Linked DNA regions of Homo sapiens: region 2 is linked to region 1. A link is a loop called in an ENCODE intact Hi-C map of the cell type or tissue named here. Cell type or tissue: MCF 10A. All regions are shown on one strand. Each heading gives the region's core, and the rest is flanking DNA. Links, peaks and the distances in the headings are about the cores only. Region 1 overlaps ARV1 (ARV1 fatty acid homeostasis modulator). Region 2 overlaps TTC13 (tetratricopeptide repeat domain 13).

What was found. Peaks named below come from ENCODE experiments on the same cell type or tissue, not always from the same donor. Only the 100,000 strongest peaks of a DNase experiment are listed, where the experiment ranks them.
Region 2: a loop joins it to region 1, with 5 times the contacts of the local background. A loop is called at or near these places in 29 of 110 quality-filtered maps.

The regions. Positions count from the first base shown.
Region 1 is chr1:230,982,900-230,991,240 of GRCh38, reverse strand. ARV1 (ARV1 fatty acid homeostasis modulator) reads right to left here. Exons shown (of 6, transcript NM_022786.3): 2 at 2,802-2,921; 3 at 978-1,131. Among named protein-coding and RNA genes, the nearest start is that of ARV1, 8.0 kb to the right of the region's middle. In MCF 10A, for the core only: no CTCF peak of the experiment used is centred there; a DNase peak (open chromatin) is centred at 4,050.
Region 2 is chr1:230,913,324-230,921,664 of GRCh38, reverse strand. TTC13 (tetratricopeptide repeat domain 13) reads left to right here. Exons shown (of 23, transcript NM_024525.5): 16 at 161-244; 17 at 1,071-1,155; 18 at 5,363-5,472. Among named protein-coding and RNA genes, the nearest start is that of C1orf198, 49 kb to the right of the region's middle. In MCF 10A, for the core only: a CTCF peak has its summit at 4,241 (motif pointing left); DNase peaks (open chromatin) are centred at 4,234 and 8,014.

The DNA of each region.
Region 1 (8,341 bases), core at 88-8,087:
GTATTACTAAAGTAAGATTTCATTATAATCAAAGAGTTGAGAAGCAGAGAAGCATGGAACTAGCAATAAAATAGTCACAGAAATTAGCTCAACACAATTCTGACACTAGGAAAACAATAACTTATGAAGTGAAATTCTGAAAAGCACTTCCTGAACTTAAGGAATTTTGAGGAGTAGCCAAATTCCCTGCATGCACTCAGATAAGTAACAAGTAACAAAAAATACCAAACCCTATTAAATACACTGCATTAGTATAATGCAATTAGTACAATACATTGGGTAATGTCTGGCAATTATCTCTATTAATAAAGATAGGACTTAGCTAACTTTCAGATTGGATAATCAAAACTTAAACATTAAGAATTTTATTGGCCAGGCACAGTGGCTCACACCTGTAATCCCAGCACTTTGGGAGGCTGAGGTGGGAGGACTGCTTGAGTTCAGGAGTTCAAGACCAGCCTGGGCAACACGGAAAGACCCCCCATCTCAACAAAAAAATACAAAAATTAGCTGGAGGTGGTGCATGGTGTGGTGGTGCATACCTGTGGTTCCAGCTACCTGGGGGGGCCGAGGCAGGAGGATTGCTTGAGCCCAGGAGTTCAGGGCTGCAGTGAGCTGTGACTGTGCCACTGCACTCCAGCCTAGGCAACAGAGTGAGACCCTGTCTTAAAAAATATATAATAATAAAAATAAAAGAATTTTATCAACAATATTGTGCTTCGAAATATTTTATGAAACTTTCTAATCCGATAAGCATAACTACTTCCATACCATATACGTGGTAACAAATTTTTAAAAAGCAGGTGATTCAAACACACTCACCTCGTAGGTTAGTAGTGGTAGAGCTGAAAATTTCATCTTAAGTCCCATATTAACTAGCTCTTCTTACCAACAATTAAGACTACATGTCTTAGTTTTAACCAGATTAGTTAAGTAAGAATAGTTAACTAAGAATGGAAAGCATGGCATCTCCTTACCTAAAGCAGCAATCGCAAACATTCTATAGAAATCCCATTCCTTAGCATATCTGATCAAGTCATCAGGGGCAGTATTCTGGTTGGAATCTTGAAGCTGCCACCACCTCAGGTATGCTTCACAAAGCAAACAAAATATGCAGAGTTTTCCATGGATCTGATAGTCAAAGACATTGCCATTCAATTAGGTAAGGAAACCCAGTTGCACTAGTATCAACAGGTACAGAGTATTTGTGGCATCCCACCTAGTCACTTTTCAAATTCAGGACTGCCCAATTAAGTGGCTAATTGTAGTCATTTTGTAATCAGTGAGTTTTAATCAGCAATGTCCATCAGAAGCACATGGGGAGATTTTTTTCAAAATTTAAATGTCTGAGCCCAGGTCCTGATTGAGAATCTTCATAGTACAACATAGACATCATACTTTGAAACAGTTCTGGGGGGATTCTAATGTGCACCCCTAGTTAAGAATCACTGCTTTAAATAATAGTTCACCTTTCATTATACATTTTTGATTTCTGTCCTTTATACAGAATCAAGCAAAAAACTTATGTGATTCATGTATATGTGGGAACAGCAATAAGAGAATAGACTTAATCTGAAGATTCCATGATATTGAATAAGAAACTATTAGTCTGAACATCAGTTTTTTAAAAATATCTCCAGCTGGATGAGTATGACTCAATATGTTAAAAGAGAACAATTAAAACCTAATTCTTAAAAGTCTGAAATTTTGGCTAAAATAAAAAATACTAGGCAACAAAAATTGGCTTTTTTCTATGTATTCCTCCTTCAGGTTGAACTTTCTCCATCAATATAAAGTGAGGAAGAGCTGGGCACAGTAGCTCATGCCTGTAATCCCAATACTTTGGGAGGCTGAGGTGGGAGGATCACTTGAGGTCAGGAATTCCAGACTAGCCTGGTCAACATGGCGAACCTCATCTCTACTAGAAATACAAAAATTAGCTGGGCTTGGTGATGCGTGCCTGTAATCCCAGCTACTTGGGAGGCTGAGGCAGTAGAACACTTGAACCCAGGAGGTAGAGGCTGCAGTGAGCCGAGATCACGCCACTGCACTTCAGCCTGGGTGACAGAGCAAGACTCCGTCTCAAAAATAAATAAATAAATAAAATAACAGGACCGCCAGTTAAATTTGAGTTTCACACACACCATGAATCCATTTTTATTGTATAAGTATGTTCCATGCAATATTTGGGACATTCTTATACTAAAAAATTAATTCATGGTATATATGAAATTCAAATTTAATTGACTGTCCTGTATGTTATCTGTCAACTCTACCCAAACTATTAAAGAGCTCACAATTCAATAAACTAAAAGTTTATTTTGAAAAATTCAACTTTATAAATCAGGACTTTGATTAAACTGAATGTTATTTACCTTATACATTCCTTTAATAGCAAAGTATAAAATGCAATAAATTATGTTTTAAAAAAACATTTTTCTTTTAATGTTTGCTTAACTCATTTAGGTATAATTCTCTCCCTACCTGGATATGTCTAATTGTATTCTGTTAAAAACCAGTGATGATTGTTTCAATTTACTAGCAGGTAATTCAGATCATGGCTTGTCAGTTTCCTGCCAGTGACCATATTCTTAAACACTCACTAAGCATTGTGCACCTTTCAAAATCAACATCTATTATTTCTAGAAACTTCCAGATATGTTGCAATAAAAGACCCACTCTCACATTAGAATTTCTTTTCCTCTTTTATAATATTCTTTACTTCTGTTTAAAATTCTTATTATTCTTTTAAAATGTAACAGCATCAAATAAAATTAAAAAATGAAATTATCACAACTTACATTTATTTGAGTATTGAAAAGAATATGTCTGTAGGCCTGAGCTTTGCACAATATAGCATTAATCAAGATGATAACAGGATCATACTCGATATATTTGTCTACAGGTTTCTGGCAGGATTTCTGAAATAATACAAGATAATATTAGAACAAGCAAATGTATACTTTCTGAAATCCTCAAGGATTTCAAAACAGCAGAGTCTATTTTGGACACAGATAGCAATATGGCCATATTAGCAATTATTTATATAAACTTCCATTCAGATACAAAATGTTCATCTATATAAGAAAGGGTTTCAGAAAGGACTAAATATAATCTTCTAGGCTAGGAATATTAATATTTTAACGTCATATTCAAGAAGCTAAAAATATATCTAATTTAAAGACTGAGTTTAGGCAGGAAAGTATTCCAGAAGATTTTACTTTCAATCTACAGAGACTCTATGTCCAATTCCACTTTCAATTTGTAGCAATTATTACAAAATAAATATATTTATAATGCACTTTCATTGATAAATTGTTGCCTCTTGGCTAGATGCCCCTGACTTTATGGTTCTTGGCACATGATTTGGAGAAAAGTACTCAGCAGTTACCTTGTCCCCAGAACTACTGAGAGCTGCAAGTAGGTAAAGAATGGGGCATGATCCGAATGATCCTGAGGTGGCCGGTAACAGGGGAAGCCTGGGTTTTTCTCCAGTAACATCAAGGATATGGAAAGAAAATGGTCTTTCTCTGCTAGAGTAGAGACAGACTCTACTGTCTGTACAGTCTGGAGAGTGCTGGGCTGTGCAAGGAACTAGGCTGTGCAGCCTAGCTCTAGGTTCCAGAATCAAGGCTCCCTTGGCTCTTAGCAGTTCACATTAAATGGCTTTATTCCCCCCTGAAGGGTCACCAATTTTGAGTTCAGATTCTCTAGACACATGTGATTACAATGTTACCAAATTCCAACATCACTAGAACATAAAAAACGCAGGTATACACAAACAAGCTCATTAGAAATGTGACCTCTAAAGCAGTACTATTCACAAAAATGCATCAATGCTACCATTCACTTTATAAAACTACAGCAGTCCTCCCGTAGCCACAGTTTTGCTTTCTGCAGTTTGTAACCCGAGGTCAACAGCATTCTGAAAATATGAAATGGAAAAATCCAGAAATAAGCATAAGTTTTAAATTGCATGCTGTCCTGCTCCACTGTCCGGGATGTGAATCATCCCTTTGTCTAGCGTGTCCACGTTGCAGATGCTCCCCGCCTGTTAGTCATCTAGTCGCTGTCCAGGTTAACAGGATTGAGGATTGCAGTACTGCAGTGCTTGTGGTTCAAGTCACCCTTCTTTGACTTAATAATAGCCCCAAAGCATGAGAGTAGTGATGCTGGCAATTTTACAGCCAAAGAGAAGCTGTAAAATCCTTTAAGTGAAAAGGTGAAAGTTCTCAACTAATAAGGAAAAAACCAATCTTATGCTGAGGTTAAGATCTACAGTAAGAATGAATCTTCTACCTGTGCAACTGTAAAGAAAAGAAATTGTGCTAGTTTTGCTGTGGCATTTCAAACTGCAAAAATTAAGGCCACAGTATGTGAGAAGTGCTAAGATGGAAAAGGCAGGGCCAGGTGCCATGGTTCACATCTGTGATACCAGCACTTTGGGAGTCCGAGGTGAGAGGATCGCTTGAAGCCAGAAGTTCGAGCCCATCCTGGGCAACAAAGCAAGACCCTGTCTCGGTCTCTCTCTCTCAAAAAAAAAAAAAAAAAAAAAAAAAAAAAAAAAAAAAATAGGAAAAGTATTACATTTGTGGGTGGAAGGCACGAACAGAAACGTGTTCCGATGGATGGTAATTGGGTTCCATACTATCTGTGGTTTCAGGCACTCACTGTGGGTCCTGGAACATATACCCCAAAGAGAACGGGGACTACTGGAATGGCTACAATTCAAACGCATAACATTTGGAAACTCTGAGAAGATAAAATAGAAGAGTTGCGAGTGTAAAAACCTTCTAGGCTGGCCTTTTAATTACATTAAAGTGCTGGAAGAAAAATGAAGGGCACTGAAGAATACCGACCCTGCAATTCAAATGTAATAAAACATTGGATGTGTTCCCAATTTAAATAGCTTCTCCACTTCATTTGTGTCATTACAAGAATAGGTATGTTTTCCAGTTACCGAGTGATCCAATGAAGGGAGACGTGCTGTTACCTCAAACTTAAATGTGCTTAATCAGGGCCAGGCATGGTGGCTCATGCCTGTAATCCCAGCACTTTTGGGAGTCCGAGGCAGGTGGATCACGAGGTCAGGAAATCGAGACCATCCTGGCTAACATGGTGAAACCCCATCTCTACTAAAAAAAAAATACAAAAAGATTAGGAGGGCGTGGTGGCAGGTGCCTGTAGTCCCAGCAACTACAGGATGAGGCAGGAGAATGGGGCGTGAACCCAGGAGGCGGAGCTTACAGTGAGCTGAGTTCACGCCACTGCACTCCAGCCTGGGCAACACAGCAAGATTCCGTCTCAAAAAAAAAAAAATTCTGCTTAATCAAACTGACGCATAAGGAGTTAATATTTTTGCAGTTCTTTACCTGAGCAGGGAGTAAGCCAGAATCTAAACAGAAGCCCCAGAATCAGAAATTCCATGTCCATGACAAACAGCTGTTTGATAGGTCTCCCTTGGCTACTCACATGGAACACATCTCCTTCCTTTCTACATGCAAGACTGGGACACCAGAGAGGCTGCTTCATGTTAAAATGGAAACCCTAAAAAGTCAGGGGTCCTCTCTCTGTCCTTTAAATATTCTCTAAAACCCGTTTTTGGACAGCATCACAAGTCTAAGGCTGGGGATCTGGACAATACTTGGAAGGAGGTAGGCAGAAACCAGCACCAGGAGACACAGCAGCTGTTATTCCTTTTGCATTCATTTGTTTGACAAATGTCTTTGGAGTGGCTATTACATGTATAACAATCGTTCTCTTTTCTTGGCCATTTTATGGACCAGGAACTTCCAAGGTGCTAGATATTCACCTTCAGCCACAGTTTCTATCCTCAAGGATCTAACAGTTTAGAAGCAGAAGACAAACATGCCTCTATGATATGGTCTCATGACCACAGTCATCAGACTATGTAACATCCAACGGCTACAATGGGATAAGCACAGGGTGATATGAAATCAAACAGAGGAGGCAGCTTCTGGTAGTATGTGATATGCTGTGTGCTTTGCCCATTTCCCTTCTTAGCATTCGGCATGTTTTATAAATGCTGAGAAGTCATTAAAGTTTGCTGGTTCCCTCTCAGTCAGTTTGAAACGCCTAACCTTGTTTTTACTCTAACTCGTTACTTTGAATTTTGTCCTGCTTGTCTCTTTAATCACCTAGCTTTGCTTCTCATGTAAGTAAGACTCTCTCTAGCTGGGAAGGCCGGACAAACTCCAATTGACCTCTTAATTTACAAGACACTAAGGGCTCATTACCCAACCCCCTTCCGTAAGGAGTTGGCCTGGGTAAACAGATAATCAGCATTTCAAAAAAGCCCAATTAACTGATAAGGTACTAACACCAACAATGTATGAAGTTCCCAGGATTTTTCTCAAAGAGATAACAACATAAAACCTTGAGTTCGTGTCCGGCATAGACCCTATATCTAATTATAATGAAGGATTTAGAACCTTGCACCTGGTACCGTTGCTCTTCTTGTAACCATTTGTCTTTTAAGTTGTTTATCTCTCTGTAACCATTTTGCTTCTTTTGATTCTTGCATGTTTTTACTTCTGTAGAATTATTGCATTTGAGTCCCCCTCCCCTTCCTAAACCTAGATATAAAAGTTAATCAAGCCCCTTCCGAGAGAATTTTGAGCATTAGTTGTCTCTTTGGCCGCCGGCTTAATAAAGGACTCTTAATTCGTCTCAAAGTGTGGCGTTCTCTCTAACACCCCTGGGCACAACAAGTTTACACCTCACTTTCCTTGTTCTCCCTCTATTATTTGCTTTTCCCTTAAGTGCTGCTTGCAACTTCCTTTCCCTCTGCCTTCACCTTGAATGTGAAGAGGAAAACTACACACACACACACACACACACACACACACACACACACGCACACACACACACACACACGAAACAAACAAATGTAGACATCCCAAAGCAGACCACTGGGAGTTGTATTTATTCAATTTAGTATATATGTTTCTTTTCTTTTCTTTCCTTTTTGAGACAAGGTCTCACTCTGTCGCCTAGGCCTGGAGTGCAGTGGCAGGATCTTGTCCCACTACAGCCTCTGCTTCCCTGGCTCAAGTGATCCTCCCACCTCAACCTCCTGAGTAGTTGGGGCTACAGGCGCGTGCCACCATGCCCAGCTGATTTTTGTAGTTTAGTATAGATGGGTGGGGGACAGGGGGTGGTCTCACCATGTTGCCCAGGCTGGTCTTGAACTACTGACCTCAAGTGATCTGCGATTTAGCCTCCCACAGTGCTGGGATTATAGGTGTGAATCATCACGCCTGCCCAGATTTAGCAACTATGTTTCCTATGTTTCTTATTTTGGCAAAATTGTTTCATTTACTACTTTATAGGCAAGTATCCTGAAAAGAGAAAAATCTTCCTCTAAAGAATCCCTACAACGCAAGGACCAAGCATACTCTGGGAATTCAGGCTGCTTCCATCACCTGTCTAAACATGGATATGACTTCCTCTGTCCTGCTGTGTTCTCCAATGCCTAATGAATCAGATCTCTTTTAGAATATAAATCGGCCAAACCAATTTTTTTCATAAATATTCCTGCTGTTTCCTTCCTGTCATCTCTAGGAGCATTCCCTTCCCTTCTTTAAGTCTTTAAGCTCCTCAAGGGTAGGGCTGTGTCTTATTCATCTTTGCATCTAGGATCCCAAGGGTGGGAGCCGAATGCTGTAGTGCTGAAGGAAATGGAAACTTAGGAGACTCTTATAGGAGTTTTGTTTTGTTAACATAATAATGAATTTGTTAAATATCTGTGCACTTAAAATAAGCCAAGCCCTATAGCAAATAAAAAGTACTTTTTTTTTTTTTTTTTGAGACGGAGTCTCACTCTGTCATCCAGGCTGGAGTGCAGTGGCGCAATCTCAGCTTCACTGCAACCTCTGCCTCCCGGGTTCAAGAGATTCTCCTGCCTCAGCCTCCCGAGTAGCTGGGATTACAAGAGTGCGCCACCACGCCTGGCTAATTTTTGTATTTTTAGAGAGATGGGGTTTCACCGTGTTGGTCAGGCTGGTCTTGAACTCCTGACCTCGTGCTCCGCCTGCCTTGGCCTCCCAAAGTACTGGGATTACAGGCATGAGCCACCGTGCTAGGCCGAAAGTACTGTATCTTTAAGCGTACTTATAATAAATTGTGAAGAGCTGAAGCAGCAGGATTGGTTAAAAGCAAGGGACACATGATATATTAGAGGAAAGTCAGAGAAACACAGAAAGGCAAGCTGGGAGGAATGGCAGTGAAGAAACAAGCAGAGCAAAAGGAAAGGAGATTGGGATGAAAAATACACGTGGGCGATCAGGCTGAGGATCTTGCTGACTCCAAGTTCGGCAGG
Region 2 (8,341 bases), core at 324-8,323, 70 kb after region 1:
TCACCACTCATTGACTATGAACAAGCGAATTTCCCAGACTTTTTTTTTCTACATTATTCTCATAGTTTCTTATTTTTTTAAATTAACTTTGAAATTAGATGTTGGCTTGAGCATATTCTTCTATAAAAATATTCTTAATTTTATTATTTTTGCCTTATAGGGGTCAGGTGATCAACATGAGATACCTAGAATATTTTGAGAAAATACTTCATTTTATTAAAGACAGAATTCTTGTTTATCATGGGTAAGCCTTTAATTTTCTCCTTCTTAGTAATGAGTTGATTTCATGTGTTTTATATTTGTTATATTTTTGAAACTTGAGAACTAAGCCTGTTGACGGGCTAAACAAGGTCTATCAAATTTTTACACAGTGTTTAGAATCGTAAAGGCTTTCATAATCACTTTCTTTTTAATACAAAATCCACAGACCTCAACTGAAGTGTTTTTAACTTTATGTGCACTATTGTGACTTTTCTAGTCTCTTTCTTCTATAAAGCAGGATGTTTCTTTGGATTTATCTTTTAGGGATTTCAGCTTTAATACTTACTCTCCTTCACTTGAAAGGCAGGATGGGATAGACAAAACAATGAGCAGAACACTAGGAGAAAAAAAATCTGAATGCTTAAATATCACCAAGTAAATATAAAATCGGTGGAAAAACCTAGCAGAATACTTTCATTTGAGCAGCTTTAGAAAGGAAAAAAACAACACAAAACATCCACATATAATTTTAGAGCTGGAATAGGAAAATCAGAGTTTAAGAACCAAACTCATAACCATACATGTTCACACAAACACTGGCTTTTGATCCATTCTGCTTTTTCCTGTTTTGCCTTCTAGATGTTTCCTTAATTCTCATCTGCTGCTGTTTCCTTAATTTTCATCTGCAGTCCAAAACTCATTAGAATTGAACTATCCCGTTATTTGGAAGGTTTATTTGTGGCCTACCATTTTGAATGTTTAGCTACTCAAAATTGAGGTCAATTTATTTAAATTAAAGATAATTGCATGATTAATTATTACAATTCTGCATTAATCTCAGTTGCCATCTCTCTCTGTCTCTCTTTAAGAGCTAATAATCCTAAAGGATTGCTGGAAGTTCGGGAAGCCCTGGAAAAGGTACACAAAGTAGAAGACCTTCTTCCGATTATGAAGGTAACTTTAGCATCAGAATGGCAGTCCATGTTTTTAGAGGAAAAGAAAACCAACAGCACTTTTTTAAAAAGAACTCAGAATTATTAAATGCTATTTGAAATCACTCGTATGAACACATTCTGAATAATAACCAAAATAAAAGAACCTACAGGCATCAGACTCAAACAGAAAAAACAACTTGTGAGGAAGCAGTTAATATAGAAAAAAGAAAACTTAAAAATACATATAATTGAATTCTGCTTCTGGCCACAGCTGAGTAACTGGTACTCAGCTGCCCTTCTACATGATTGCAGTTATAAAACTGGACAAAAGTTAGTTATTTTCAGGCACTGGCTAATTACAATAATGTGAATCCCACTGTCACCCCAGCTTTCTACTGTGGTATTTATTAGACCACTGCACGGTAATGTGGAGCCCAAGCAGAGTACAGTGGTCTTGCTAAGCTAAGGAGGTAGAGAGTGGAGTTTGGTTCTGCCAAAGTGGCTGGAATTTGCAGAGCAGAGTATAGGAGAGAAGGAGGCCATGTAGGCTGGGGAGTGCTCAGGGGTTAATGTGAGCACTCCTTTTCATCCTTGACTAAGACCTTGGTCATGAACATGCAATAAAAGACCATGAGAGGCTCAGCAGAGAGTGGCTACTGTGGGAACGAAAGCTGAGCAGAGGTATCAGAGGTGTATGTGCTGAGAGACATTGGAGTTTCGGCCTTGCCAATGTGGATGGATCCTGTGAACACCTTGGGCGTTTAGTTAAGACCCCAGAAAGGACACAGTTTAAAAGTAAGACCATACTTTACAGTAAGGCCCACAACCTAGGACTAAGAACAATTTCTAAATAGACTGCCCTAACAAAGAATAAAACTAAGTCTAAAGGATTAAGTGGATCTGCTAGTGATTTGACTACCTGTCAAAACTCATTACCCTTTAAAGAAAGGCAAAATAACCTATACTCTTTAATTACTAGAGAAGTAAATGCCATCGTTTGAATGTGTTCCCCTCAAAATGAATGTGTTGGAAATGGAATCCTCAGTGCACATATGTTGGGAGGTGGAGCCTAACAGGAAGTGTTTAATGGCAGAGCCCTCATGAATGGATTCATGCCGTTATAAAAAGGGCTTTGGGGAGTGGCCTCTCTTGCCCTTCCAGCTTCCGTCATGTGAGGCAGCAGTCAGAAGGCTCACATCAGACGCTGGCACCTTGATCTCAGACTTCCCAGCCTCCAAAATAAATTTCTGTTCTTTTTTTTTTTTTGAGACAGGGTCTTGCTCTCTTGCCTACACTGGGTGATGAGTGAGACCCCATCTCCTAAAAACAAACAAACAAACAAACAAAAAGCTAGATACAAAAGTATGATAGTATGATCCAGGTATACCAGGCAAATGCTAATGAGAAGAAAAGTATGTGTGGCAATATCAATAATGGAAACATTTGAATTCAATGGGAAGGACACTAAAAGGGACAGAAATTATTTGATTAAAGTATAATCCATTAAGAATTATAACTGTGTGAACCTTTCCTCCATCTAGGAGTAAAACTGCCCCAAAACATGCCAACAGCAGTTAGAATTGCTTTTCCAATTAGTGGTTTAAACACTAATGTGCAACTTCAGTAAATGTTTTCCTTGCAGCTATAGTAGATGAGATTGATTCATGTAAAATTTAGGAAATTTGTATGAATAAGCAAAGTGTATCTATTTCTAAGGAATAGCAAGGAAGTAGCATGTCATGAACAGAGCTGAGCATCTGACCCAGGCCCCACATCTGCCTGGGTGGGTGTGGATGAGCCTATTTTACAGTTATTCCAGGTTTTTGGTCTGCTGAAGACCAAATATTGTGGCCAGACCTACCTCGTGGAGTTTATTGTGAGGGTCTGATGCACTAACACAGTGCCCCTCAACCTTCTCAAACCCACTGCGTTGACTCAGTAAACATGTTCAGATGCCCCCTTTACTGACTCCTTTATTGCACTAAGATGAACTTCACAGAGAATATGTCTCACCTCCTAAAAAATGTCCACGCAAAGTCATCTCAGTATCTCAGTCCACACAGTGTCCACACAGTGTATCTCAGTATGCAGAAATTGGGGCAGGCCTTCTCTAGAAGCCGGAAAGCAGTAGCCAGTGCTTCACACCTGCATGTAAAATCATGGTGAATGTGACAGTTATAAGTGTAGCCCCATATCTGTGTGTTATTTGGTGAGCTACATTGTCATTGGCGATGTGGTTTTCTGAAATGGTAAACCAAGCTTAGTAAAGCTCCAAGCTATATATAGTAGACTCCTTACTCAATGTGTATGCTATTTGCATTCCTGGCAAATTCAGTATGTATGAAAACTATATAATAAATAGTTAGCGTTTAAGTGCAAAACAGAGTCTGGTTCCAGGCCCACATATTGATTAAATGATAAACATGTTCTTCATCTACATGAAAATCCAGTGGGACATTAGAAAATCATACATTATGTGTGACAATCCCCTGTACTGTGGGACATATAGTAATCTTGGCTCCCAACTGTCCAATCCCTGTAATAATCAGTCTCCCATAAATTTCCCCAGCGCCCCCCAGGGGGCAGAATGGCTTCACCACAGGCCCTGAGATGTACCATATAGAAAGGAAACTGGTGTGTGAGGGCTCTTCAGCTGCCTTCCTGTGGGTATTCTAGTTAGGCATTTAGATGTCCTGTGGTATTAGGCAGAATACAACGTCAGTTTAGGGAGATTTTAATATTTTATATGTCTTTGTCTAAGAAGAAAAACAGAGTGGGCTACAAGACTGTAGTCACTTAGCATGCAGCCTGAGACGCGGCATCGCCAGCCTCAGTGTGCCTCTCGGTGTGAAATCACCAACTGTTGTCTGAAAGATGTAAGATGTTTGTTCTCTGCGGTGGGATGACATTCCATTTCAGCATTATACATCTAGCCTTTACCCAGGATTACGGATATATTGGTACTTTGCAAGGCACACACAGCAGAATATACAACAAGATATTTGAGTGTTTAAAGTGCTTAGTGGAATGTACCAGGTCAACTTCCACTGAAAGGCACAATGGTACTGTTGATGAAAAACCAAGTTAACGTGTATGTCAGCGCCCCCTAGAGGCGGTTTATTAGCAAGTAACGCGGACTGGAATTCACCAAGACCTTGGGCCCACATTCCCACTCTGCGGCTTCCCTGCTGGCTGGGACTCAGCCAGACTTTGCCTCACCTAGTTCGTTTCTCATCTGTAAGATTGAGACCATACCTAGTGCTATCAGTATGTTGTGAGGATTAGATGAGAATTGGCACATAGTGTGTTAACGCATTTCTTCTCCTGAAAGTCGTTTTTTTTGGCGTGAAAGATGCTTGCCTGCTCAGTGCCTGCTGTGGGCCTTATGACCTGTGCCACTCATCCTCTGGCTTCTGGGCTGCTGGTGACACCTGGTGCATCTTTCTGTTTCTAGACAAGCTCTCCCCTCATGAAGCAGCAGCCTCTTGTACTTTACTGTTGCTTCTCTTAACTTCCAGTCCATCAATTAAAAAAAAAAATTGGCAATATTAAGTTAACTAAATTTGGGGGTCATTTTCTGAAACCTATTTATTGCCATTGCAGGTTTGTCCCAAATGTTTTAAACAGAAAGCTAACGTCTGAAACTGTGTTCATACATTTATCACTCCGAAAGCCATTCTTAACTCCGAGTAATTCTTTTAACTTAACCGACTTATCTGTGGCTCACAGAGTTGGGTGGGTGTGGGTGTGGGTGTGAATGAAGTTCTCCAGTTAGTGGATATAATCCTGGGTACTCTTCAGAAAAATCAGTCTCTGCTTTGAGCACTAGTATGAGCATAAGTTGCATTTTTGAGTTACGGGATGTTAGGTACAACTATTCTGCCATGATTCAAGGTTGCTGCCTACTAAGATGGACATGAGAAAACATTCAAAGGGAGCTCTTAGAAGTGAGCAGTGCCCCTTGTTGACGAAGAGAACCTGTGAGCTTTTGGTGCTGAGGTTCTCTGCTGGCCTCTGGTAGGAGCTGTGGGGAGCGTAACCTGGGCTCTGTTGGGGCCTGAAGACAGGCAGAGATGTCCTTGGCCACCAGGCCACCATCTCTTGTATCAGATGACCTCCTTGGCCCTTTTTAAAAACATGTAAGGTAGAGCCAGCACTACAGAGTTGCAGTTGGGGTTTACAGTGAATGAAACACTAGTAACGTGAATTTTCTTTTTCCCTGAAAGCAGTTTAATACTAAAACGAAGGATGGGTTCACCGTGAACACAAAAGTTCCCAGCCTTAAAGACCAAGGGAAGGAATATGATGGATTCACAATCACGATTACAGGAGACAAGTATGTGCGCTTCTTAATGTGGGTGTAAACTAGAGACGAGGCAGGAAGGGTGCCTGTGCTTATTGTCACTATAGAGTTTTGTGGTGTTGAACTTTTGCTCCATCCTGAAATGAAAAGTATCAAGGTCCAGTGAGCAGTTATAACCAGTTATTTAAAAAAATGTGACATCTAAAGTATTACACCAGCAGATACATTTTCTGACTGTCTAAATCTAAGGACTTTCTAGATACTATGTATGATGTAGTTTGTGGGAGACATTCTTCTGGGTTCTTGAAGTTCCTTGGGGGGGCGAGGGAGGCTTTTACTAATAAAATGAAAAAAGATGAGCAGTTGGCGGATTGAAGTCCATTGTAGATTTAAATATATATGTATAAAAGCCAATCTATATATATATAGAGAGAGAGAGAGAGAGAGAAAACAGCTTTAATAATTAATGAGTAGTATAATCTTATTGTAGAAAATTTAGAATATACAGATAAGCAAAATTAACAAAATAAAAATCAAGTTATTTTCTTTAAAAACTGAGGTTAGACTGTTCTACTATTTACCCTTACCATTACATTATCACAATCATTTCCCCAGTCATATTCTTAAAAGTATTTTTAGTAACTGCATAATATTCCATTGTATAGATGTAGAATTTCTCTGACTGATCTTTTTGTTATTGACCACTTAGGGTATTTCTCATTGTTTTGCTTTATAAATAGCACTGCAGTAAACATTTTTATTAACTCTAGTTTTATTTACATCTGAAATCCAAGCTTTGTCTGTCAGCCTCCATATTCCTTGAATTGTGGGTGGAATTGCCTTGAGCTGTGCACACACACACACACACATACACACACACCCCATATTCAGGTGCATAGCCTTGGGAAGTGCCATGCCCTCCCCCTGGTTTCCACCTGCTCAGCAGTGAGACTATGACTCACATTCTCCAGCCCCTCTGCCTCTTGGGCTCTGGCTTTCTCACATACTTTTCCTCTAAACTACAAGGAGCCACCTCTTCAAGTTCCATGTCAAAACTTAAACAGGCCTTCATGAGTAAACACCAGTTCAGCAACTTCCAGATTTCAGGGCTTTTCTATATCTTTGAAGTCTTGATCTCTACCTCAAGCTTCTTATCAAAGTACGTTCCCAATAAAGATCATTCTCCCCTGATTGCAGGTTGTGCTATTTAACATAAAAAGTGTTCTCCTACCTTTTCACACATCCACGATGTGTATCCTCAGATCAGATTCCTAAGCAGAAATGAAATTACTATATAAGTACAGTTGATCTTTGAATAACTCAGGGGTTAGGTGGATTGACCTTCCCACCCCAGCAGGCAAAAATTTGCATATAACCTTTGACTACCCCAAAACTTAATAGCCTACTGTTGACCAGAAGCCTTACCAAAAACATAAACAGCTGATTAACATATATTTTATATGTTATATATATTATATTTTGTATTCTTACAGTAAAGTAGGCTAGGGAAAAGAAAATGTTATTAAGAAAGTCGGCCGGGCGCAGTGGCTCACGCCTGTAATCCTAGCACTTTGGGAGCCCAAGGCGGGCGGATCACTAGGTCAGGAGTTCGAGACCAGCCTGACCAATATGGTGAAATCCCATCTCTACTAAAAATACAAAAATTAGCCAGGCCTGGTGGCGCGCACCTGTAATTCCAGCTACTCTGGAGGCTGAGGCAGGAGAATCGCTTGAACCCATGACGGGGAGGTTGCAGTGAGCCGAGATCATGCCACTGCACTCCAGCCTGGTGACAGAGTGAACTCCATCTCAAAAAGAGAAAAAAAAAGAAAATAATAAGGAAAATATACTTAACTATGTATTAAGTGGAAGTGGATCCTCATAAAGGTCTTTATCCTTACTATCTTCACGTTGAGTAGGCTGAGGAGGAGGATACGGAGGGGTTGGTCTTGCTGTCTCAGGGGTGGCAGAGGTGGAAGAAAATCCTCGTATAAGTGGATCCATGCAGTTCGAACCCATGTTGTTCAAGGGTCAACTGTACATGAAATTTCTCCCCTTGAAACGTGACATCTTTCCTCAATTTCCTGCTTCACCTCACTTGTTGCCTCCCTTGCTCTGGGCCTCCTGACCCCTCGAGTCGACTCTGCCTGGCATCCCATCTTCTGTCTCCTGCTTCACCAGCACTTCACCAATGTTGCTAGAGCTCCACCTCACTGGACGTTCCCCTAGCTCCACAAATCTCTCCCCTCTCCATACCCAGCCATTGCCTGTGGCTACCCAAACCAGCTTCCCTGCCAGGCATTCACAGCCTCTCACAAAGTGGCCTCAGACATTTCCTGCTTGACCTGGACCATCTCCCTGTTGGAACCTGGCCTGCTAGTCCGACTGGAATGCTTGTTCCCCAGTTCACCCCTGCTTTCCAATGTCTGGGTCTCTCACTCCCATCCCGACCCATGTTCAGGCCACTTCTCCCATGAGACCTTTCCTGCTTTTCTCTATGTTGTCCAAATTAGATTCCTTTTTTGAACCTCTGATGAGCTACATTATGACCTGAGTCATGGTTTCATAATAATTTGTGGCCCTTGGCCAGAAGTGGTGGCTCATACCAGCATATTGGGAGGCCAAGATGGGAAGATTGAGGCCAGGAGTTTGAGACCAGGCTGGGCAACATGGTGAGACCCTGCCTCTGCAACAGATTTTTAAAAATAACTACAGGTGCATACCAGTAGTCCCAGCTACTCAAGAGGCTGAGGCGGGAAGATCACTTGAGCCCAAAAGTTTGAGGCTGCAGTGAGCTATGATCATGCCAATGCTCTCCAGCCTGGGTGGTAGAGCAAGATCCCATTTCTTATAATAATAATTTGTGGCCCCGTTTCTTCCTTCCTTCCTCAATCAAGGCAGC